Linked DNA regions of Homo sapiens: region 1 is linked to region 2. A link is a loop called in an ENCODE intact Hi-C map of the cell type or tissue named here. Cell type or tissue: ovary. All regions are shown on one strand. Links, peaks and the distances in the headings refer to the core of each region. The heading gives the core; the rest is flanking DNA. Region 1 holds the start of SIGLEC8 (sialic acid binding Ig like lectin 8). Region 2 has its middle 11 kb from the start of SIGLEC14.

Region 1 (11,650 bases), core at 1,183-9,182, 200 kb before region 2:
AAGATCAGACAGAGGAAGTATTCAGGAGATGCCTGACAAGAAACTTGAAAGTCTGGTCCCAAAATAAAAACGAACAAAAACCAAAAAAATTGGGAGTCTGATCCAGCTGTGTGAATGTCACCCTGTCCTTGCTGTGGGGCCAAGGAAGGGGTGTGTGGAGGAGTCTAAGGGGAGCAGGGACAGGATGGGGACAGGGGCTCAGATGGTCACGCGGGCTGGAGATGTGGGCTCTTGTGCCCTGGGCTCACGCACAGTGGCAGCTCTGTTTCCCAAAGTGATTCCAGGATGAGGAGAGACCCAGCCCCATCCTGAGCTGAAGGCCCTGCTCCCCCAACCCCAGGGAGGGGGCTCTGTCCTACCTGTGGCATCTCCTTGGAAGACAGTCATGGTCAAGTTCCAAGGAGGGTCTGGGACAGAAAGACATGAAGACCCACATTACTATAAGGACTGGGGACATTGGCCCTGTCTTCCCAGGAGCTGCAAATACAGGGAAAATGGAGTCGGCATTCTCCTGACCCCACTCCCAGCCCAGATTCTGGGACCCAGAACCCAGTGTCCAGGCTTGAACCCCATCCCCTGCCCTCAGGAACACCTCCCAACCCATGAGGGACCTGGGCATCTTGGTCCAGCACTCACAGGACACATCGAGGCGGACGGTACTGGTCGTGGTCACACCTGTCCCAGGCAAGGTCACCTGACAGGTGAGGCTGGTGCCGTGGTCCTGGGGCTTTGGGGTAAGGGTGAGCACTGAGGAGCGGGCAGTAGTGGGGCCCGGGGAGGACACGGAGGCCCCAATCCAGGAGATCATGGGGGGTGTCCCCTGCTTACAGGCCCAGGGCACAGAGCAGGTCAGGTTCCTGGAGTGGCCAGACTCTAGGGTCCCTAGGATGAGGATGTCAGGCCTATGGGTCAGGGCTGGTGAAGATGGGGACACAGGATCAGGAGGAGGTATTTCAGGTGCAGCCCTGGAGGAAGCTCAAGCTCTGGTCCAGCTCCTCCCCGGAGACCGACTTATTTCAATCCCAACCCCCTCCCAGGCCCCATCCCAGCCCTGCCTTTCAGCCCCTCATGACCTTCCCCTGTGGCCTGTGCTGGAGCCCGTGCCTTACCTGTCACAAACACAGACAGCTGCTTAGTTTTGTAATTCAACTGTGATTTGTAACTCCATTTCATGCTTCCTCTCTCTAGCCGAAAGAAATATGACCCCTTATCCCTCTTCCTGGCGTCTCTGATGCTCAGGGAGCAGTCGTTGCTCCAAATGTCCCCAAGGAGTTGGAATCGGCCCTGGGTCTCTGCCTGCACTTCTCTGTCTGGGTTGTTTGTGGCCACTGGAGCGTCTTGGTATGGTCTGTCTCCTGCCCGGAACCAGTAGCCATGAACTGGGTCAGAGTCAGTCCAGCCATCCTGGGGGTAGGAGAAGGAGCAGGGCACATGGACACACAGGCCCTCCTGCACCGTCACCAGCTCCTGCACTTGCAGCAAGTAACCATCCCCATATTGTCTGTCTCCCTCCATCCCCTTTGTCCCCCAGAGCAGGGGCAGCAGCAGCAGCAGCAGCAGCATGTCTGGGTTTGAAGGCGCCAGGGCCGCCAGGGAACGTCTGTTCCTCAGGGTTCTTCTCTCAGAAACTGAGGTCTCAAGACTTAGGGGAGGTCCCGCAGGAGGTTGGGGGTGAAGTCAGAAAAGTGACCTCCTCAGAGGAGGAACTTCACACACAGACACTGTCAGGGCCGGGTCAGTCCTGGGAGATCCACTGTCCACCACCCCATTTCCACTCCTGGGAACCCTGAGGCCAGAGAGGGTGAGAAACTCATCCAGATTCCCACCCTATGCAGGGCCCAACCTCTTTCTTGCTTCCCGGACTTGCCCTTCCATTTGGGTAACATTTTCTGCAAGGTGAAATTGGGTCCCATCTGGCCAGACCCCTGAATCACCCCCGGGGCTGTCACTGTTTGTGGAGGTCATACCAGCCAAAGGTGGAACTCAGGGCCATGAGAGACTGGGGTGCAGGTGAGGTGAGCAGGCAGCCTCTCCTCCCTCTCTCAGCAGCAACGAAGTGGGCACCTCCTCTTTACACAACGAGGTCAACAGAGCAGAGCCAGACACTGTCCTCAAGGAGTCACTGTGCAGAGGGGAGACACGGAGGCTCCTGACGTCTGAGCTCCCCAGGACGGGAGCTTCAGTGGGGGGCACAGGCAAGGTGGGGTCGTTCTCCCCTAGGTCAGGGGTTCAGTCTCAGGAGGCCTGAGCAGAGGGACACGGGGCTGTGGAGGTGAGGATTCTGCATGTTGATACACACGAAGGACGGGGGGCGGGGGGAAGCCTGGCTCGCAGGAGGCCTGGGAAACTGAGGCTGTAACTGTTGTACTGTGGGGTTTGGAAGGGAGAAATGTCAGAAGGGAAAGGGTCAATTTGAAAAGGGCACACACTTCTCCCTTTGTTGCAGCTATCTGGGTATCAGAATGGGTTTCTTCACCACCCGTATCTTACTCAGCCACACTTCCCCTGGTTACTGCACAGCAGGCGGGGTCTGTCAGCCCTGGGGCTTTGCTCCTGCAGGCTCTGCTTCCAGGGGTCCAGGTGAACAGGTGTCATGGAACGAGGACACCAGCCCTGGGGTGTGCACCTTCAGCGATGGGCAGGATTTCTTGAGAGAAGAAATGTGCACCTGAATTCAACAGATGATGATGATGATGATGATGATGATGATGATTATTATTATTATTATTATTATTATTATTTGAGACGGAGTCTCTCTCTGTCGCCAGGCTGGAGTGCAGTGGCGCGATCCCGGCTCACTGCAACCTCTGACTCCCTGGTTCAAGCGATTCTCCTGCCTCAGCCTCCCAAGTAGCTAGGATTACAGGCATACGCCACCACATCCAGCTAATTTTTGTATTTTTAGTAGAGCCGGGGTTTCACCATGTCGACCAGGATGGTCTGGATCTCCTGACCTCATGATCCACCCACCTCAGCCTCCCAAAGTGCTGGGATTACAGGTGTGAGCCACCGTGCCTGGCCTCAACAGATTATTTTAAACTGTGTGGCTGGGGGCTGGGAAGAAGTTAAGGGGGATCCTGGGAGGCGGAGCCTCCTTAGACTCAGGTCAATTTTCTTGAAACATTTTTTGGGGGGTAAATATAAGAAATATAGATAAAAACAACCCCCAAAGAAGACCTCAGTGATTTACATACAACGAGCCCCCTCCTAGAAATGGCACATTGACAAAGTCCCCAGCGCTGCTCATTTGTTTCTCCTTCTTATTGGCCACACCCCACTCCCTCCCAAACGATCCCCTAGCCTCACTTTGGTGCAAATTGCCTCAATGCTTTTCTATATAGTTTTATTATCTGAGCAGGCTGCATTTACTAAGCTTTTGCACGTTTTTCTGAAGACTTTGTATACACAGAAAATCAAACTCTACTTTCTTCCACTCAGCTTCATGGATCTGCCCGTCTCCTATCTTCCCCTCATTACTTATAACCTGGAGTAGATCATTCGGCTGTGATAATTGAGAAGGGAAGGTGCAGGGCTTGGGTGTGCATAGCCGACTCCCACCCCCATCACCAATGCTTGCATTTGTAGCTGGTATCTCATTCTGCAGCCATTTCCCCCTCCTGGGCCTCCTATCCTTGCCCAGTAGAGACAGCTGCAGTATCTCAATAGTCAGAAGGGCCGAGCCATGGCACAGGTCTTTTCCATGGTCCCCAAGTGGTAATTGAAGCCTTCAGTGAAGACTCCTGTGCAGGCCTTGCTCTCCAGCAACTTAGCCAGGCTGGAACTACAATTCCCAGAATCCCCTTCCCTGTTTGCTTCCTGGACAAAGTTCACCACAAGGGAAGGGGGAAGTTGGAGCAGCAGCCCTGAGGGGTCCGTGTAGGGGCAGGAGCTGTTGCAGCTCTCACATATTGACGCTGACCACTGGCCCATCTCATAGGGAGACACGATAGCCGCTCACTTGTTCACCTGCTGGACGGCAAGGAGGGCGTGTGGGACACCACGGGCTATGCCTTAGGGAGCAGAGAATCATTGAATCCTGACATGGGGATTGGTGACCCACATGGACACAGGTGGCCCAGAGAGACACATACAGTGACAGGCAAGGGATCCATAAAATGGCATCCCAAATAGTTCTCTCATCCTAAGACGATGTCCCAGGGTCTCTTTGACCTGACAACTAGCGCCATTCACCTTTTCAGGGGAGACCCAGCTTCCCAGGGCAAAGGGAAGGACACAGCGCATCTCAGTACCCAGAATGCCCAATGCTTGGGTGTGTGTGTGTGTGTGTGTGTGTGTGTGTGTGTGTGTGTGATTGAGAGAGAGAGAGAGACAGAGAGAGAGAGACCCTGTGTGTGAGGGAGAGGGAGTGTCTGTGTGTACCTGTGTGTTTCTGTGTATGAGCTGAGCACTGCCTCCTTGGGCAGTGTGACAGTTAATTTGATGTGTCAGCTTCACTGCCCTGGGAACCCCCATTCGTGTGTCCTTTCATAACCTCATTCCTTACCCTTCACATGCACATAGAGCATTTCTGTAATTACATTCACATAGATCTCCCTTTTCTCCCTAAAGAGGTCTGTCCCTGCATCTCGCCTCTGTGTGTCTCTGACGTCCAGAAAGCAGGTGCTGGCCTGGGGTCTGAAGCAGGTGGAATTGGCTCTGGGTCTCCTCCTGCTCTTTTCCAACTAGATTGCTTCCAGCCACTTGAGGATCCTGATGGAAATGTCCCCTTTCTGGGACAGTAGCCTTGGACAGGGCTGGAGTCAGACAGGTACCCACAGGGGTGGAAGATGGAGCAGTGCGTAGTCACAGAAACCCTCCTGCACCTGCACCAACTCTGGGGCTTCCTGCCGGGATCTCATATCCTGAGCCAGATCCCCTGTGGGGAAATGAGGGTCAGCCCAGCCCAGCCCCATGGTTCCTCTCCCTGAGGCCCATTCTCCTGCCCACAGCAGGGGCAGCAGCTATTGCAGCGTGAGCTTCTTTAGGGTGAGCCTTGGTGTCGCAGGGCCCTAGAAGGGCCCCACAGGAAGCCTGGGGGTAAGATCAGAAAAATAACTGACCACAAAAGAGGACCTTGGCCCCGACACTGCCAGAGCTGTCAGGGCTCCTGGGGAGTGGCCATTTCTACTCTCCGGATGGGTCTTCAGTGTGGGCCACACACAGCAGGGAGGCCCCGACCCACAGCTGCAGGCTCTCTGCCCACAGCCTTTCCCTCCCACAGCACTGTCCACACCAGGGAAGCAGGCACTGCCTGTCCATTACAGCTTCTAGGTGCTCGGGAGGGTCAGTCCTGCCAGAGCTGGGACTCAGGAGGGGCTGGCGGAGGAACCACGAGGCATGAGAGATGGGGAGGGGTCCCCCGAGGCGGGAGAGGTGATGTTTAATGAATGAGCACAATCACCACATCAGGAGCATCTCCTCCTTTCAGGGGGATGGAGGCAAAGGGGAGAGTGTGACAGACTCTGTCTCCTTCCTTGGGAAGTTCCCTAATGAACGAGGGGGCAGAGGAGCCCTGGGCCACCCCAGCTCCTGTTAGTAAGGGCTGTGATGCTTGAAACACAGGCAGGGCTTGTGGAACCCCGAGGGCCCTGTGCAGCTAGAAGGTGCGGTCTCAGGTATACTCGGGCAGAGTGGACGGGACCAGGACTCTGAGGTGCTGTGAGCATGCGGCCCCACAGGTGGTCCCCAGCCTTCCTAACCTTCTCAGTGCCCCCTGCCCAGCATGCCTGGTGGTGACTGCACAGCCGAGGCCCTGTGAGCCCAGCATGGGGAGCAAGGCTGAGCCCAAGATGCTAGGGGAGGCCCTGGCTCTGGAGTGTGAGGGTCCTGGGCCCTCTCCCTCCAAGTCTCAGTCTCCTCATCTGTCCCCTGGAGGGATCACAGCACCCACCCCTCAGCCTGAGGGAGAACCCAGCTCGAGGAGGCGACGTTCTCTGCAGACTCAGGCATGGCCAACATGCTCTGTGTCCCTGGGCAGGCCCGAAGCATCCACGTGTCTGGCCCTAACCATTCTCAGGGGTCACTCGGAGTCCTGCCCTCAGTAAGGAGCTCCTGGTGGTCCACACTGCTCTGGGGCTTCCTCAGCTGAGGCCTCACAGAGAGAGTTCAGGGGTACAGGCTCTGTAGCTGGATGGCTGCTGGCTTGAGCTGGGCTCTGTAAAACCCACGGTGCTGTCTTGGGAGGGGGCTTACCTGCACTGTGCATCGTCGGATGTCAACACTTACGGGGTGTCAGGGATGAACTGTGTCCCCTACAAATTCCTATGCTGAAGTCCTAACCCCCAGCACCTCAGAAAGTGACCATATTTGGAGACGAGGACTTATAAAAAGGTGACTAAGTTAAAATGAAGTTGTTAGCTCTCATCCTACATGAGCTGTGTCTTTATTAGAAGGGGTGATTAGGGGTGGAGTGTGGTGGCTCAGGCCTGTAATCCCAGCACTTCCGGAGACCGACACGGGCAGATGACTTGAGGTCAGGAGTTGGAGACCAGCTTGACCAGCATGGTGAAACCCCGTCTCTACTAAAAATACAAAAATTATCCAGACGTGGTGGCATGTGCCTGTAATCCCAGCTACTCCAGATGCTGAGGCGGAAGAATTGCTTGAACCCGGGAGACGGTGGCTGCCGTGAGCCAAAATGGTGCCACTGCACTCCAGCCTGGGCGACAGAGTGAGGCTCTGTCTCAAAAAAAAAAAAAAAAAAAAAAAAAAGGTGTGATTAGGACAGCGACATACTCGGGAGAAAGACCACGTGGGACACAGGGAGAAGATGCCACCCGCAAGCCACCGAGAGGCCTCAGAAGGAAGCAACGCTGACCACAGCTTGGTCTCAGACTTCCAGCCTCCAGAAGGGTGGGAAAACAAAGGCGTTGGTGAAGCCACTCGGTCTGTGTTCCTTTCTCAAGGCGGCCCTGGCAAGAGAGTCCATGGAGTGGTCGAGAGGATTCGATGTGTTCCTGTGAGCACAGCCCGGTGTGGACCGCGGTGGATGCAGAGTCCCACAGGGGTCTGGGACAGCCTGTAACATGGGATGCTCAGAGGATGGAAGGAGAAAAGGGAAGGGAAGGGCTCCTCACCAGAGGAAACCTGTGCTGCTGCCGCCCTGTCTCTGACATCTGCAGGGCTGCCCCCTCCACCCACACTCTCCCTCCCTCCCCAGGACCGGGCAGGGCTCTCAGCCGCAGCCCCTCGCTGCCCCTGCACCCTGGGCAGTTGCCTCCCATCTATGGGGCGGAGCCGCCTGGGCGTCTGGGCTGGGCGAGGCGGAGCCTGGAGGGGCACCGGCCACGGGCAGGGGAGACAGAGGCGGGCACAGCCTGGCGGGGTCCGGGCTGAGCCAGCGGGGAGGACGGGGCTGTGGGAGCCCAGCGGAGAGGGTGAGGATCCGCGGGCAGGTGGGACAGGTGAGCTGGGAGGTGAGAGATGGGCAGGGCTGCCTGAAAGGCAAGTTCATCCCAGAGCAGCGAGCAGGGCGCAGCCAAAGGCCGTGGGGGAAACAGCGGCGAGAAAAAAACGGCCAAAATTCTGCCCGCAGTGCGCCTGTATCCTAGTGCGGCGGCCACAAAAATATTGTTGAGTAGCAAGAAGTGTTTCGAAAGTGTGCAGTGGGTAAAGTGTGAGAAAATAAAGCCGATTTCATCGAGAAAAAGAGAGACAGAGAGAGAAAGGGCCCATATCAACCCAAAGTCATTACTCTTCATCACGATTATATTGCATTTTTCCCATCTACTACAGCGTTAACTTCATATAAACTTTATGAAGACATACCTTACGTATAATAAAAAGCACACATTGTAAGCATACAGTTAAATTAGTTTTGGCAAATGTAAACACCCTGTAACTATGTCCTCAATCAAGATAGGGAATCTTTTTTTCATCCCTCCAAGCTTTCTTATTTTCTTTCTTTTCTTTTTTTTTTTTTTTTTTTTTTTGAGACGGAGTCTCGCTCTGTCGCCCAGGCTGGAGTGCAGTGGCGCGATCTCGGCTCACTGCCAGCTCTGCCTCCCGGGTTCACGCCATTCTCCTGCCTCAGCCTCCCGAGTAGCTGGGACTACAGGCGCCCGCCACCACGCCTGGCTAATTTTTGTATTTTTTAGTAGAGACGGGGTTTCACCTTGTTAGCCAGGATGGTCTCGATCTCCTGACCTCGTGATCCACCCGCCTCGGCCTCCCAAAGTGGTGGGATTACAGGCGTGAGCCACCGCGCCTGGCGCTTTCTTATTTTCTATCCCAGTCAGTGTTTCACTTGCAGCCATCACTTACGTGATTCTCATCACTATCTATTAGTTTTTTCTATTCTGGAGCTTCATATAAATTGACTCACACAATATTTATGTATCTGGCTTCTATCAGTTTGTTAAAGACGTGTATACGTTAAATGTATATGCACCCAATAACAGAGCATCGTTTATCAAAATGTCAAGTATCTTACCTGACTATAGTTGAAAACAACTCAAAACCAGTAACAAGAGGAACATTAGAAACTACACAAATATATTAAAATTAAACGACATGCTTCTGAACAACCAATGAGTGAAGAACAAAGCTAAAATTGAAATTTAAAAATTCATTGAACAAATTAAAATAGAAACACAACATGCCAAAAACTATAGGACAGAGAAAATTAAGTATTAAGAGGTAAGTTTATAGCAATAAATGTTTACAGGAAAGACTAGAAAGATTTCAAATAAACAACAATGCATCTCAAGAAACTAGAAAAGCAAGAACAAAGCAAACCCAAAATTAGTAGAAAAAAAGAAATAATAGGGCCGGGCGCGGTGGCTCATGCCTGTAATCCCAGCACTTTGGGAGGCTGAGGAGGGTAGATCACCTGAGGTCGGGAGTTTGAGACCAGCCTGACCAACTTGGAGAAACCCCACCTCTACTAAAAATACAGAATTAGCTGGGTGTGGTGGCGCATACCTGTAATCCCAACTACTCGGGAGACTGAGGCAGGAGAATTGCTTAAACCCAGGAGGCAGAGGTTGCGGTGAGCCAAGATTGCACCATGACACTTTAGCCTGGGCAACAAGAGCAAAACTCTGTCTCACAAAAAAAAAAAAAAAGAAAAGAAAGAAAGAAATAATAAAGAACAGAGCACAAATCAAATTGAGACAAAATAATACAAAAGATCAACAAAACACGAAGTTGGATTTTTTAAAAGGTAAACAAAACCAACAAGCCATCAGCTAGAGTAACTAGGAAAAAAAGAGGGAAGACGAAAATAAATAAAATCAGAAATGAAAAAGATGTCACAACGGATACCACAGAAATACAAAAGATCATGAAAGAATATATGAACTATATGCCAATAAATTTGAAGACCTAGAAGAAACTGATAAATTCCTCGACATATAGAATCTGCTAAGATTGAAACAGGAAGAAACAGAAAACCTGAACATATCAATGACATGCAACAAGATTGAATCAGTAATAAACCTCCCAACAAAGAAAGAACAGGACTAGATGGCTTCCCTGCTGATTTCTAGTGAACATTTAAAGAATTAACATAAATTCTTCTCAAAATGTTCAAGAAAAATTGAAGCAGAGGGAACTTGTCCTATATCCTTCTGTGAGGCCAGCATAATCCTGATACCAAAAATAGACAAGGACACAACACAAAAGAAAAACTACGGGCAAATAACCCTGATAAATATAGACATAGAAATCTCCAAAAAAATACTAACAAACCAAATCCAGCAAAACACCAAAAAGATAATGTACCATAATCAAATGGGATTTATCCCAGGAATGTTAAGGATGGTTCAACATATGTAAATCAATAAACATGATACATTATGTCAACAGAATGAAGGACGAAACCTATAAGATCATCTCAATTGTTGTAGAAAATGGGTCTGATAAAATTCAACATTCTTTCATGATAAAATCTCTCAATAAATTAGTTATGAAAGTAAAGTAACTCAACCCCAAAAAGACCACATAGAAAAACCCATAGCTAACATCATAGTAAATGGAGTAGTGTAGGAAGCTTTTCCTCTAAGAAGTGGAACAAGACAAATATATCCACTCTCACCACTCTTATTCAACATAGTACTGAAAGTTCCAGCCAGTGCAATTACACAAGAGGAAAAACAAAAACCAAAACAACAAGGATCATCCGGATTTGGAAGGAGGAAGTCAAATTGTCTCTGTTTGCAGATAAACATGATCTTACCTATAGAAAAACCTAAAGACTACCAAAAAACTCTTAGCATTGATAAACGAATTCAGCAAATTTGCAGGATACAAAATCAACATACAAAAATGAGTAGTGTTGCTATACGCCAACAAAAAATTAGCTAATAAAGAAATCAAGAAAGCATCCCATTTACAATACCTATAAGCAATGAAATACTTAGGAACATGTTTAATCAAAGAGGTGAACGAGCTCTGCAAGGAAAGCTACAAAACACTGATGGAAGAAACTGAGCAGGATACAAACAAATGGAGTAGAATTAATATTGTTAAAATGACCATGCCATTCAAAGTAATCTACAGATTCAATGTGATCTCTATGAAAATATCAATGACATTCTTCACAGAAATAGAAAAAAGTCTTAAAATTTGTATGGAACTGCAAAAGACCTGAATATCCAAAGCAATCCTGAGCAAAAAGAACAAAGCTGGAGGCATCACACGATCAGACTTCAAAATATACCACAAAGCTGTGGCAACCCAGACGCATGATACTGGCATAAAAACCAGTACACAGGCAAATGGAACATAATAGAGAACCCATAAATTAATTCATGTTATCCACTGCCAACTGATTTTTACAAAAATGCCAAGAACACTCATTAGGGAAAGGACGGTTTCTTCAATATGGTGCTGGGAAAATTACCCATACGCAAAAGAATGAAACTACATCTCCACCTTTCACCCTACATACAAATCAGCTCATAATGGATCAAATAGCTAAATTAAAGAACCCAAACTCTAAAACTACTGTAAGAAAACACAGGGGCAATGCTTCAGGTCATTTGTCTAGGAAAAGATTTTATAAATAAGACCGCAAAAGCACAGGTAACAAAAGCAAAAATAAACAAATGACATTCTGTCAAACTACAACACTTCTGCACAGCGAAGGAATCAATCAACGGAGTGAAAAGGCAACCTACAAAATGGGAGAAAATATTTGCAAACTATTCATCTGTCAGGGGATTAATATCCAAACTATACAAGGAACTCAAACACCTCAACAGCCAAAACCCCCCTACAAACAATCCAGTAACAGCTGCATGTAGAGAGGTGCCCTCCTATCTGATCTATCTCCTAGGGAGACACTAGTTGTCAGGTTTTGTGGAACCTCTTGGACAGGAAGAGAGGACTTCCTTCAGTTGGAGGTGGGGAGGAGATAAGGGTAAGCATTTCCTCCTACTCCTCCTAGAAGCCGAAGGCATGCAGAAGGGACAGGGCTTGTGTCCTTCCTGTTCCCCTGCTCAGCCAGTCCTCCAGGATATCAAGTGTCCTCAGCTCCAGCTGTCCTGTCCCCACCACACCCTCAGGAACCCAGGCATCCTGGCCCAGCACTCATAGGAGACATTGAGCTGGATGGTTCTCTCTGCAGTCACACCAGCTCTGAGAAACTTCACCTGACAGGTCAGGTTGGTGCCATGGTCCTGGAGCCTTGAGGTGATTGTGAACGCCA
Region 2 (11,650 bases), core at 1,308-9,307:
CTAGATTGATCTTGCTTGCACCCCAAAGAGTTCTGCCTGATATAACCTCTCCCCTAGCCACTGTGTTCCACTTCCCCTCAGCTACTCTGCGTCAGACCCTGAAGCTGCCAAAAGCCTCCCTGTGAGACTTGATCTCAATTTCAGAGTTCACAACCCTTCCATGACTTTTGGGAAAGATCCTGACATGTGCCCCTCCCTTATAACAAGACCCTCTGTGACAGCCATCAACATAAAGTCAATTACCAGGCCTGGTGGCATGTGCCTATAGTCCTAACTGTTCTGAAGGCTAAGGTGGGAGGATTGCTTGAGCCTAGGAGTTCAAGATCAGCCTGGGCAATGTAATGAGACCCTGTCTCTACAAAAAATTTACAAATGAGGATTAATAACCAGAATACGTAAGGAGCTCAAACAACTCTAGGACAAAATCTAATAATCCAACCAAAAACTGGGCAAAAGATCTCAACAGATATTTCTCAATAGAAGACATACAAATGGCAAACAGGTATATGAAAAGGTACTTGGCATCATTGATAATCAGAGAAATACAAATCAAAATTACAATGAGATGTCATCTCATCCCAGTTAAAATGGCTTATATCCAAAAGACAGGCAATAACAAATTCTGGCAAGGGTGTAGAGAAAAGGGAATCCTTGTACACTGTTGGCGGGAAGGTAAGTTAATATAGCCACTGTGAAGAACAATTTTGAAATTCCTCAAAAAATTAAAAATAGAGCTACCATATGATCTAGCAATCCCACTGCTGGGCATATACCCAAAAGGAAGGAAATCAGTATACGGAAGAGATATCTGCACTCCCAAGTTTATTGTAGCACTGTTCACAAAAGCCAAGACTTGAAAGCAACCTAAATATCCGCCAACAGATGAATGGATAAAGAAAATGTGGTGCTTATACACAAGGGAGTACTATTCAGCCATGAAAAAGAATGAGATCCTGTCATTTGCAATAACCATGGATGGAACTGGAGGTCACTATGTTGAGTGAAATAAACCAAGCACTGAAAGACAAACTTTGCATGGTCTCACTTATTGGAGGAAACTAAGAATTAAAACAATTGAACTCATGGAGATAGAGAGTGGAAGGATGGGTTACCAGAGACTGGGGAGGATAGAGGGCATGGGGGAGGGGAGAAGGTGGGGATGGTTAATGGGTACAAAAAAATTGGAAAGATGAAATGAGACCTCATATTTGATAGCACCACAGGGTGATTATAGTCAAAAATAATTTAATTGTATATTTTAAAATAACTTAAAAAGTATAATTGGATTGTTTATAACACAAAGGATAAATGCATGAGGTGATGGATACTTCATTTACCTTGATGTGATTGTTACATGTTGCATGCCTGTATCAAAATATCTTGTGTAACCCAGAAATATATACACCTACTATGTATCCACAAAAATTTAAAAACTTAAAAATTAAACTAAAAATTAAAATTAAAAAATACAAAATTAGCCAGGTGTAGTGGTGCATGCATGTAGTTGCAGCTACTCAGGAGGCTGAGGCAGGAGGATTGCTTGAGGCCAGAGGTCAAGGCTGCAGTGAGCTATGATCATGCCACTACATTCCAGCCTGGACGACAGAGAGAGATGCAACCCTGTCTCCAAAATTAATTAATTTATTAATTAATAATTAAAATAATCAAAACCAGTTGTAAAAATAAAGAACAACTAAATGAGAACAAGGAAAGGCTATGTATTCAGTTCTTGCTATGACAAGAGAGTCAGCCACCATTATTTGTGTTCTGGCAGAGACTCACAGGCAGGCAGTGGAGTGGGAGAGCTTCATAGTGGGGAAAAGAGAAAACTTCAGGTGTGTCCTGATTGGAGGCTATTGGCCTGGGGAAGCTGTAGGTGAGCCAGCTAGAAGCAGGTAATCCTACATGATTGGGTTAAGAAACCATATCCACTTTCTCTGATTTGGTCCTAAGTAGAAAGTGGGGACAGAAATTAGGGAAGCTGTCAGTTATTAATCAAGTCCCAGGCCAATTTAGGGCCAATCGTTACAGGGATTATTGTTTAGCTTCCTGGACAGGTTACCAGAGACAAGTCTGGTTTATAGAGAGTAGCCTGGCTTCCTGAGCTGGTGACTGTGGATGATGGGCTGGCTTTTCACAGCTGGTTGCTGCAAATTAGGAGTCAGAGTTCTAGTTTTATATATGATCTGGCCATTTCTGCATGTATATTCAGGCTCTCACAGGGTAGGAGAGCAATTTTCCACATTCAAAAAGAGATACAAAATTTATTTCAGGGAGAAGACCTATATACTTGTTTTTCAAAACAAATCGATCACCTTTTTGGGTGTCTAAACAGTAAGCCCAGGACTAGCCTGGAGGGTGAGCTGAAGAACAGGCTAAATTTTCTCTGCATAATAGAATAATGTGAATCCTAAGATTGTGGCTGAGAGAGAAAAGACAGCAAATGTCCTGGTCTTGATGGCAATGGAAGTGGTGGGGACATGAGCTGGTGTTCTCTTTTGATAGATGGGACCCCAGCAGCCTGGTGACAGCAGACATACAGCCGGTACCAGGTTCTGTGGCGTGGAGATGGATGGTGGAGATTAATGTCCCATGTAGGTTGCTCTGTTAGGGCTCTGCCTACTGGACCTGGTGAGCTCAGCATTTTTGACACGTCTTTTGGGACCATTCACTACTGCTTTCCCCAAACTTTCTGTATGTTTTACACAATATCACTGGATTAAGAGGACCGAGGAATGCAAGAAGGAAGTGTTTGTTCCCATGTCAGGAGGAAAGAACAGCACTGTGCAAATGACAATTAGGAGAATACCGTTATCTACCGTAATCTTCCCAAATAATGTACAGGGTGGGAAGTTTGGGATTCACTGTACTTCTGTGGCTTGGGTTCCATTTATTTCCTTTAGACTTTAAAATCCTGGAAGGGTGCAGCATTGGGGGATCTCTGGTTTGCACCCTGCACAATGCAAAAATCCTTGAGGATATCAGTTTGGTATCACCATCATGTGGACATCATTGAAGGTAGGGAAGGGGAACTGAGAACAAAGGCAGAACCTCCCCACCCCCCTCCCCCGGCCCGCGTCTGAGAATGTGAAACAATGTTGTGAAGCTGAAGTATGGACAGGAAATGATGAAGGACTCCAACTAGCATAGGTATAGACCACAGGAAGGATGGGATACATGTTTGAACAGTGGTGGCATCAAGGCTGAAGAAGACACCAGGCACCTGTAAAGAGTCTCTCTCCTGAGGCAGGTGGATCACTTGAGGACAAGAGTTCGAGACCAGCCTGACCAACATGGTGAAACCCCGTCTCCACTAAAAATACAAAATTACACTTTGGGAGGCCAAGGCGGGCGGATCATGAGGTCAGGAGATCGAGACCATCCTGGCTAACATGGTGAAACTCCGTCTCTACTAAAAATACAAAAAATTAGCCAGGTGTGGTGGCGGGTGCCTGTAGTCCCAGCTACGCGGGAGGCTGAGGCAGGAGAATGGCATGAACCCGGGAGGCAGAGCTTACAGTGAGCCGAGACCGCGCCACTGCACTCTAGCCCGGGTGACAGAGCAAGACTCCATCTCAAAAAAAAAAAAAAATTAGCCAAGCGTGGTGGTGCATGCCTATAATCCCAGCTATTTGGGAGGCTGAGGCAGAAGAATCGCTTGAACCTGGGAGACAGAGGTTGCAGTGAGCCAAGATCGCACCACTGCAGTCCAGCCTGGGCAACAAGAGTGAAATTCCATCTCAAAAAAAAAAAAAGAAAAGAAAAGTCCCTCTCCCCTTGACTTGGCTTCCAGTGAGCAGGCAGGGTCTGGCTCCTCTTCGCATTTTGTTTGACTGGGATGGTTTGGAAATATTTAACTAATTTACACCACTAAAATATTGGGCCGGGCACAGTGGCTCATGCCTGTAATCCCAGCACTTTGGGAGCCGAGGTGGGCGGATCATCTGAGGTCAGCAGTTCAAGACCAGTCTGGCCCACATGGCGAAACCCCGTCTCTACTAAAAATACAAAAATAGCCATGTGTGGTGGCACACGCCTGTAAATCCAGCTATTTGGTAGGCAGTGAGCATGCCACTGCATTCCAGCCTGGGAGACAGAGCGACACTTTGTCTCAAAAAAAAAAAAAAAAGAAAGAAAGAAAAGAAAGAAGGAAAGGAAAGAAAGAAAGAAAGAAAGAAAGAAAGAAAGAAAGAAAGAAAGAAAGAAAAGAAAGAAGGAAAGAAAAGAAAAAGAAAGAAAGAAAGAAAAGAAAGAAGGAAAGAAAAGAAAGAAAGAAAGAAAGAAAAAGAAAGAAAGAAAGGAAAGAAAGAAAAGAAAGAAAGAAAAGAAAAAGAAAAAGAAAAAATTGGAAGACAATCTCACACTGACATGAAAGCCCCGACTTTCTTGGAAAATAGGAAGATGTGGTATCCTCACATGTAGCGATCAGCCGAGGCTGAGCAAGAACCAATCACCTTTACTTTGACGCACTCCCCACCATGTGCTATCATCTCCCTCTACTAAAGCCAAAGTCCAGGTGCGATTTGTCGGAATACTTGCCCAGTTGTTTTCCTTACACAAATCCACTTCCCTCATTTGCCGTAACTGCCTTGACCATGCAGAGGTTTGATTCAGGGGCACTGGACCTACCAAACAAAAGATATCGGATGTCTCTCTTTTTGGCTCATCAGCAGAGGTCAAGCTCCCTTGAGAAAGAAAAGGAAACCAAAGCCCAAGGGCTCCCCCTGCTGGACCCAGTGAGCTCAGCATTTTTGGCACATTACAGACGTTAAACTTGAAGAGACACATTCCCAAAGTATTAATGCGCAAGGCCAAGCCTCCAACGGAAATGTACAACAAAAAAAAAAAAAGAAGAAGAAGAAGGAAAATAAAATAGAATAAGACTTCTTGTCTCTGCTCGGACATGAGAAGAACTTCGAAGTTGTCACTTTTGTTCTTACAACAAGAAAAGGCTGAACAAACTGAGAATCAACAGCTTTTCTTAGACACGTCTAAAGAACTGCAGTAACACAGTGAATTACCATCCCCAAGTCTGGAGACACTGGCAAATCCAGAGAGTTACTAATGAGATCCATTTACACAGGGCAGAAGCTGCTGGAGTCACTAACTGGTGAAGACATTTGCATGGTAATTCTGACAAGTTGCTGCAGGCTGGGTAACAATTAGCTCAAGAATGATAAATTTCTACAGGTGTCAGTCTTAGGAGTCCCCACACTTTCGTGGATTTTACCTCCAGTAACTCTACCAGTGAAGAGCCCAGAAAGGCCCCCTAGCCCATAGCCCTGGTAGGGAGAAGGAAGAGTAACTGTTGTTAAGTATACCCAGAGCATTCTCCCCAACACAGGCCTATTCTCCAGGGATAAAGAATTTATTGGTACCTTCTCCCACCTGGAAGAAGGGATTTCTCCTGGCCGGGCATGGTGGCTCGTGCCTGTAATCCTAGCACTTTGGGAGGCTGAGTTGAGAGGAACACTGGAGGCCAGGAGTTCAAGACCAGCCCGGTCAGCATGGCAAGAAACCCCATCTCAAAAAAAAGAAGGAGAAGGAGGAACGAGGAGGAGGAGATTTTCTCCTGAATCCAGCACGGCACATTCTAGACTTCCTGTCTCACCTGAAATGAATGGAGAGAAGCTGAGAATCACTTGTGAATGCCATAACCCAGAGGCACAGGTCCCCTAAAAGACGGATATTTAATCGCAGCGTGTTTAATAATGACTTGCAAAGCTATACAGACCCTAATTCCTAGAACCTGTGAATGTGACCTGTGGCAAGAGAGACTTTGATGGTGTGATTAAGATTCTCAAGATGGGGAGATCATTTTGAATTACCTAAGTGGACCTTCAATGTAATTGCAAGGGTCCTTAAAAGACAGGCAGCAGGGCTGGGCGCAGTGGCTCATACCTGTAATCCCAGCACTTTGAGAGGCTGAGGCGGGAGGATCACGAGGTCTAGAGATCGAGACCATCCTGGCCAACATGGTGAAATCCTGTCTCTACTAAAAATACAAAAATTAGCTGGGCGTGGTGGCACGCACCTGTAGTCCCAGCTACTCAGGAGGCTGAGGCTGAGGAATCGTTTGAACCTGGGAGGCAGAGGTTGCAGTGAGCCTAGACTGTGCCACTGCACTCCAGCCTGGCGACAGAGTGAGACTCCGTCTCAAAAAAAAAAAAAAAAAGAAAAAGAAAATCTTCATCCCTTCCCAAGACAAAGCACGAATATTCCTCCCCTTGCTCTTAACGTTCAGCCCCTTCAAGAATGATACCCTATATCTGTAACTTCCCAGTTCTCAGGAGCTGAGAAGTTGATTTGTAAGCCCAGCTCCCACTTCCCCAATCCTGTAGCTGTTGAATGAAGCCTGCACTGCTCAATACTCACTGTTGGTTTCACATATTAGCTTCATGACTTGGAACAGGAAACAGTCCCCTTTCTAGGGTGACCAGGACCCCCAGTAACAAGATGGGTCTAGGAAGGAAAAGCACTGTGCACTCCCAGGCCCCAGCACCTGGGCTCCTGATTTGGGGAAGAATTGACTTCTTTAAATTATCAGATGTTCTGATCAGGCACGGGGGCTCACACCTGTAATCCCAGCACTTTGGGAGGCCAAGGCGGGTGGATCACTTGAGGTCAAGAGTTCGAGACCAGCCTGGCCAACATGGTGAAACCCTGTTTCTACTAAAAATACAAAAATTAGCTAAGCGTGGTGGCACATGCCTGTAGTCCCAGCTACTCGGGAGGCTGAGGCAGGAGGATTGCTTGAACCTGGAAGGTGGAGGTTGCAGTCAGCCGAGATCATGCCACTGCACTCCAGCCTGGCGACGGAGCAAGGCTCCGTCTCAAAAAATAAAAAATTAAATAAAAATTAAAAAAAATTATCAAATGTTCTAACTCATCAGCATGGTGTAGCTTGCCATTATTCAGGATGTTAATTCCTCTCAACAATGTGCTCCAGCTTTCAGTGTAGTGGTCTTGGAACCATTTTGTTAGTTTCACTTTTAAGAATACTGTGATTTGAGGTGCTATTTTAAAAGATACTGTATCTTAAGTTTAATTTTCTGATAGTTGCTACCAGAGATATAGAAGTGATTTCTGTATGTTGACTTTGGATGCAGCTGCTCCGCTAAATTCTCATAGTTATATCCAATTAGAGGATATTTTGGATTTTCTATGTACGTTATCTTGTCATTGAAAACAATTATATTTTGCTTCTTCCTTCCCAATCACTGTGCCTCTTATTCTTCCTGCTTCATTGAACCCGCTAGTAGTTTTATTACAATGTTGCATAAAGTGGTAATAACAGATATCCTTGTTTTTCTTGATCTTAGGGAAAAAGTGTTCAATTTTCACTATTCAGTATAACTGGAAGTCCATGCCACATAAATACAGTAACTTCAGTACCATTCACCAATAAAATTCTAGTTCATAGTTGTATTCAATGTATACATAGTGTTTTAATTTTTTTATTTTAAGAAACAGTCTCGCTCTGTTGCCCAGGCTGTAGTGCAGTGGCACGAGCACAGCTCATTGCAGCTAACTCCTGGACTCAAGCGATCTTCCTGCCTTAGCCTCCCAAAGAGCTGGAATTACAGGTGTGAGCCACCACAGCGCCCAGCCATTTAAAAAATATTTTTAATTCATGGATCACAGTTTAAAATTTGGAGCTCTCTCCCAGTAATCTGAATGCCTAACTTCTCTTGAAATAACTGACTATCTTGCATGCCCACGTAACAGCAATTAGCCCAGGGAAGCAGGAGCTGCCCCTCTTTACTATGCTGCATTCCCCACCAAGGGCTATGGTCTCCCCTGAGCTGAGGCCAAAACAAGTAGACTGACAAAGCTTTGTCAATATCTTGCCCCATTGTTTATCTTTTTGTTGTTGTTGTTGTCATTTGAGACAAGGTCTTGCTCTTGTCTCCCAGGCTGGAGTGTGGTGGCACGATCATAGCTCACTATAGTCTCCAACTCCTGGGCTCAAGTGATCCGTCCGCCTCAGCCTCTTGAGTAGTTGGGACCACTGGTGTGTGCCACCATGCCTGGCTAATTTTTTTATTTTTTGTAGAAGTGGGGTCTCACTGTATTGCCCAGGCAGGTCTCAAACTCCTGGGCTCAAGTGATCCTCCCGCCTCGGTCTCCCAAAGCCCTGGGATTACAGGTAGAAGCCACCATGTCCCACTCCCATTATTTATCTTACCCCAGTCCTACTTATTTTCTATACCTGCTTTTCTCTTGTAGGGACTCGACTGTGTAATTCCTGGGAAAACAGATGCACTGAGCCATTAAATAAAAATTCGTCTAGCTGAAATTGCTTGAACCTGGGAGGCAGAGGTTGCAGTGAGCCGAGATCGCGCCACTGCACTCCAGTCTGGGCCACAGAGCGAGACCCTGTCTCAATATATATATGTGTGTGTGTGTGTGTGTGTGTGTGTGTGTGTGTGTGTGTGTGTATATGTATATGTATATGTATATGTATATGTATATGTATATGTATATGTATATGTATATGTATATGTATATATTCCTCTAGCCAGGCTGGGTGCAGTGGCTCAAGCCTGTAATCCCAGCGCTTTGGGAGGCTGAGGCAGCAGGATCGCTTGAGCCTAGGAGTTCGAGACCAGCCTTGACAATATAGTGAGACCCCCCCCGCCCCCCCACCCCTCTCAAGAAAAAAACAATTCCTCTAGCCAAGGGTTTACTCTCTAACTTCATTTCTCACGGTGGATCCCTCTCAAGCAGAGTCCGGGAGCCAATCCACGTCCAATTGTGCCCCCTGCTGGACAAGGTCCACTTGTTCAGAGGAAACTTGCGGAGAGATGGAGAGCTCCAGTTGAGATGCTCCAGCTCCCTCTGCCAACACAGTTTAATAACAAGTAATAAAGTAGAAAAACAATATAGCATAAAAATAATTGAAAAATTATTTTAATTAATAGTATGAAACAAAAGAGATGGTAGATTAGCAGCTTGCTGCTAATAAGGAAATTAAATTTTCTGGTAAAATTATAATAAGCAATGGTAAGAGAACAGAATAAAAATAAAATGAGAAAATCTAGCAGAAATAATTAAGGAGATGATGACGATGAAAAAATAAAATTGAATTAGAGGCGTGAAATATAATACTTGGCACACAGAAAACAAAAGCCAGTGGTTCAGAGTCCAAGTTCAGGAAAATCGCACAGGATGAAAGGGAAAGAATCAAAGAATGAAGTAATGAAAGGGAAGGTTCTCCGAAGGAGTCAGATTATCAGGAGAATTCTTCATTTAACTTCTTGCTAATAACTAGAAAACTCGGGATAAATTGATGATTTTTCAGGAACATGTAAATTACAAAAAAATATTCTCAAGGAGAGACGTATTAAATCAATTGACAATTTTAATATACACAGACAGGATCATATTAAATTATTTCAAGCTATCAACAGACAATTCTGATATAATGTAAACGAAAGAGAAAAATAAAGAGCTTCACAATTGTTTGTACAGAGCGAGCATCACATAACATGAAAACCTAACAAGGTAATACAGAAAAGGAAAAGTATATAGACAAATCTCCCTATGAATATTGACATGGAAATTCCAAATATTTGGAATTTAGCGATAAAAACCTCCAGTAATTTTTTTTAAAATACCAGCTGAATGTGGAGGCACAGCCTACAGTCCCAGCTACTCGGAAGGCTAAGGTCAGAGGATTGCTTGAGCCCAGGAGTTCAAGGCTGCAGTGAGCTATGCTGGGGCCACTGCACTCCAGCCTGGGTGACACAGCGAGACCACATGTCTTTCTGAGGTCTTGGAGGCTAAAACGCACACACACACAAAAACTCATATCTCTTTAAAAATAAATAAACAAACAAATAAATAAGCCATGTTAAAATGGATATTACCTAAGAATAATGAGATGATTGGATATTAGAAAATCTATTAAAATAAATTGTGTATAGATTAAAAGAGACTATGATATCATTTTGTTAGATGTCGAAAGGGCATGTCATAAAATATAGTAACTTTTCCCCCAAAATTCCCTTATATAAGATTATTTGCTTAATCTAAAATTACATATTTATAATCTTAGATTTACATATATTATATTTAATCTTAGATTTATATATATATTATATTTACCTACCTGTCTACCTAATCTACAAAGCCAAAAGCAGTTAAATGCTTCTATGTAAAACATTATGTTGCCCGCCACCCCAGGACGTAGTCCTACGATCACTACTCTTTGGCATCTTCACTCATTCCCAAAGCAATCTCATCCAGTCCAAAGGTTTTAAATACTATCAAACATTGATAAGTCCCAAATATACATCTTCATTCTAGTCTTCAGTTTGCAGCTTTAGATCCATACATTTAATTGCCTGTTTGGATATGTACTCTGCGTCTCAAATTCATCGTGTCCAAACCTTACTCTGGACACCCACTCCAAGCCTGCTCCTCCTACATTCTTCCTCATCTCAGTAAATGTTAACTCCATTTTCCAGCTGCTCAGACCAAGGATCTTGGAGTCTTTTTTATCACTCTTCCTTCTCTTACACCCTGCATCCAGTCAGAAATCCTCTCAGTTCTACATTCAAAATATACCCAGAGGCTGGGCATAGTGGCTCACGCCTGTAATCCCAGCATTTTGGGGAGCCAAAGTGGGCGGATCACTTGAGGCCAGAAGTTCGAGACCAGCCTAGACAACATGGTGAGACATCATCTCAAAAAAAATTATATACATCTATATCTATAATCCAAATATATATATATATATTCAAAACTACTTCTTCTCTTCCTCCTCCTGCTCGTTCTTCTTCTTCCTCTTCTTCTCCTCCTCCTCATTCTTCTTCTTTTTTTTTTGAGATGGAGTCTCACTCTGTCACCCAAGCTGGAATGCAGTAGCATGATCTTGGCTCACTGCAAACTCCGCCTCTCAGGTTCAGCGATTCTCCTGCTTCAGCCTCCCAAGTAGCTGGGATTACAGGCATGTGCCACCACGCCCAGCTAATTTTGTATTTTTAGTAGAGACAGGGTTTCACCATGTTGGCCAAGCTAGTCTTGAACTCCTGACCTTGTGATCCGCCTGCCTTGAACTCCCAAAGTGCTGGGATTGCAAGCATGAGCCACCGCGCCCGGCCTCATTCTTCTTTTCTCCTCCTCCTCCTCCTTCTTCTTGTCCTTCTTCTTCTCCTCTTTCATCATTTCCATCCTCCTCTTCTTCTTTCCTCACCTCTTCCTTTCTTTTTCCTCCTCACCACTTCTTTTCCTTTTCTGATCAATAGAACCCTGAAGCCAACAGGTGGGGCAGAGCAAGACAGATAGCTGCGCAGAGGTCATCTGGAATGGGGAGCTCCAAGCAGATTGAGGAGGGTATCTACCCAGGGATGTCAGAGGGGAGTGTCAGAACCTGCGGAGGGAGGGCACTTACATGTGTTTGCACACAGGGATGGCCCCTTATGGGTGTCAGAGCTTGAACAGGGTGAGTGGAGTCCTTTGCCAGAGGGCACCCCAGTAGTGGGAAGTGGGACCAAGCAGGATGAGGAGCCAGTCATGCTGGAGAGGAGCAGTGGCTGAGATGAGGGACTAGTTACACTCAGGAGACTGACTGAACAAATGAGTAAATATATCATGATTAATGGGAAACGAGTTTCTCATTCTCAGAGAAGGGATTTACACATAT

The links. Hi-C counts contacts between places; a loop is a spot of excess contacts. Peaks named below come from ENCODE experiments on the same cell type or tissue, not always from the same donor. Only the 100,000 strongest peaks of a DNase experiment are listed, where the experiment ranks them.
Region 1: a loop joins it to region 2, with 3 times the contacts of the local background. A loop is called at or near these places in 90 of 110 quality-filtered maps.

Annotation. Positions count from the first base shown.
Region 1 is chr19:51,456,825-51,468,474 of GRCh38, forward strand. SIGLEC8 (sialic acid binding Ig like lectin 8) reads right to left here and starts at 1,630. Exons shown (of 7, transcript NM_014442.3): 1 at 1,110-1,630; 2 at 637-915; 3 at 360-407. The coding sequence starts at 1,563. It also overlaps the pseudogene SIGLEC25P. RefSeq lists an enhancer at 6,393-7,141. In ovary, for the core only: no CTCF peak of the experiment used is centred there; a DNase peak (open chromatin) is centred at 5,087.
Region 2 is chr19:51,652,410-51,664,059 of GRCh38, forward strand. No RefSeq gene overlaps it. Among named protein-coding and RNA genes, the nearest start is that of SIGLEC14, 11 kb to the left of the region's middle. RefSeq lists an enhancer at 4,700-4,809. In ovary, for the core only: CTCF peaks have their summits at 4,711 (motif pointing left) and 8,791 (motif pointing left); DNase peaks (open chromatin) are centred at 4,722 and 8,772; H3K4me3 peaks cover 309 bases.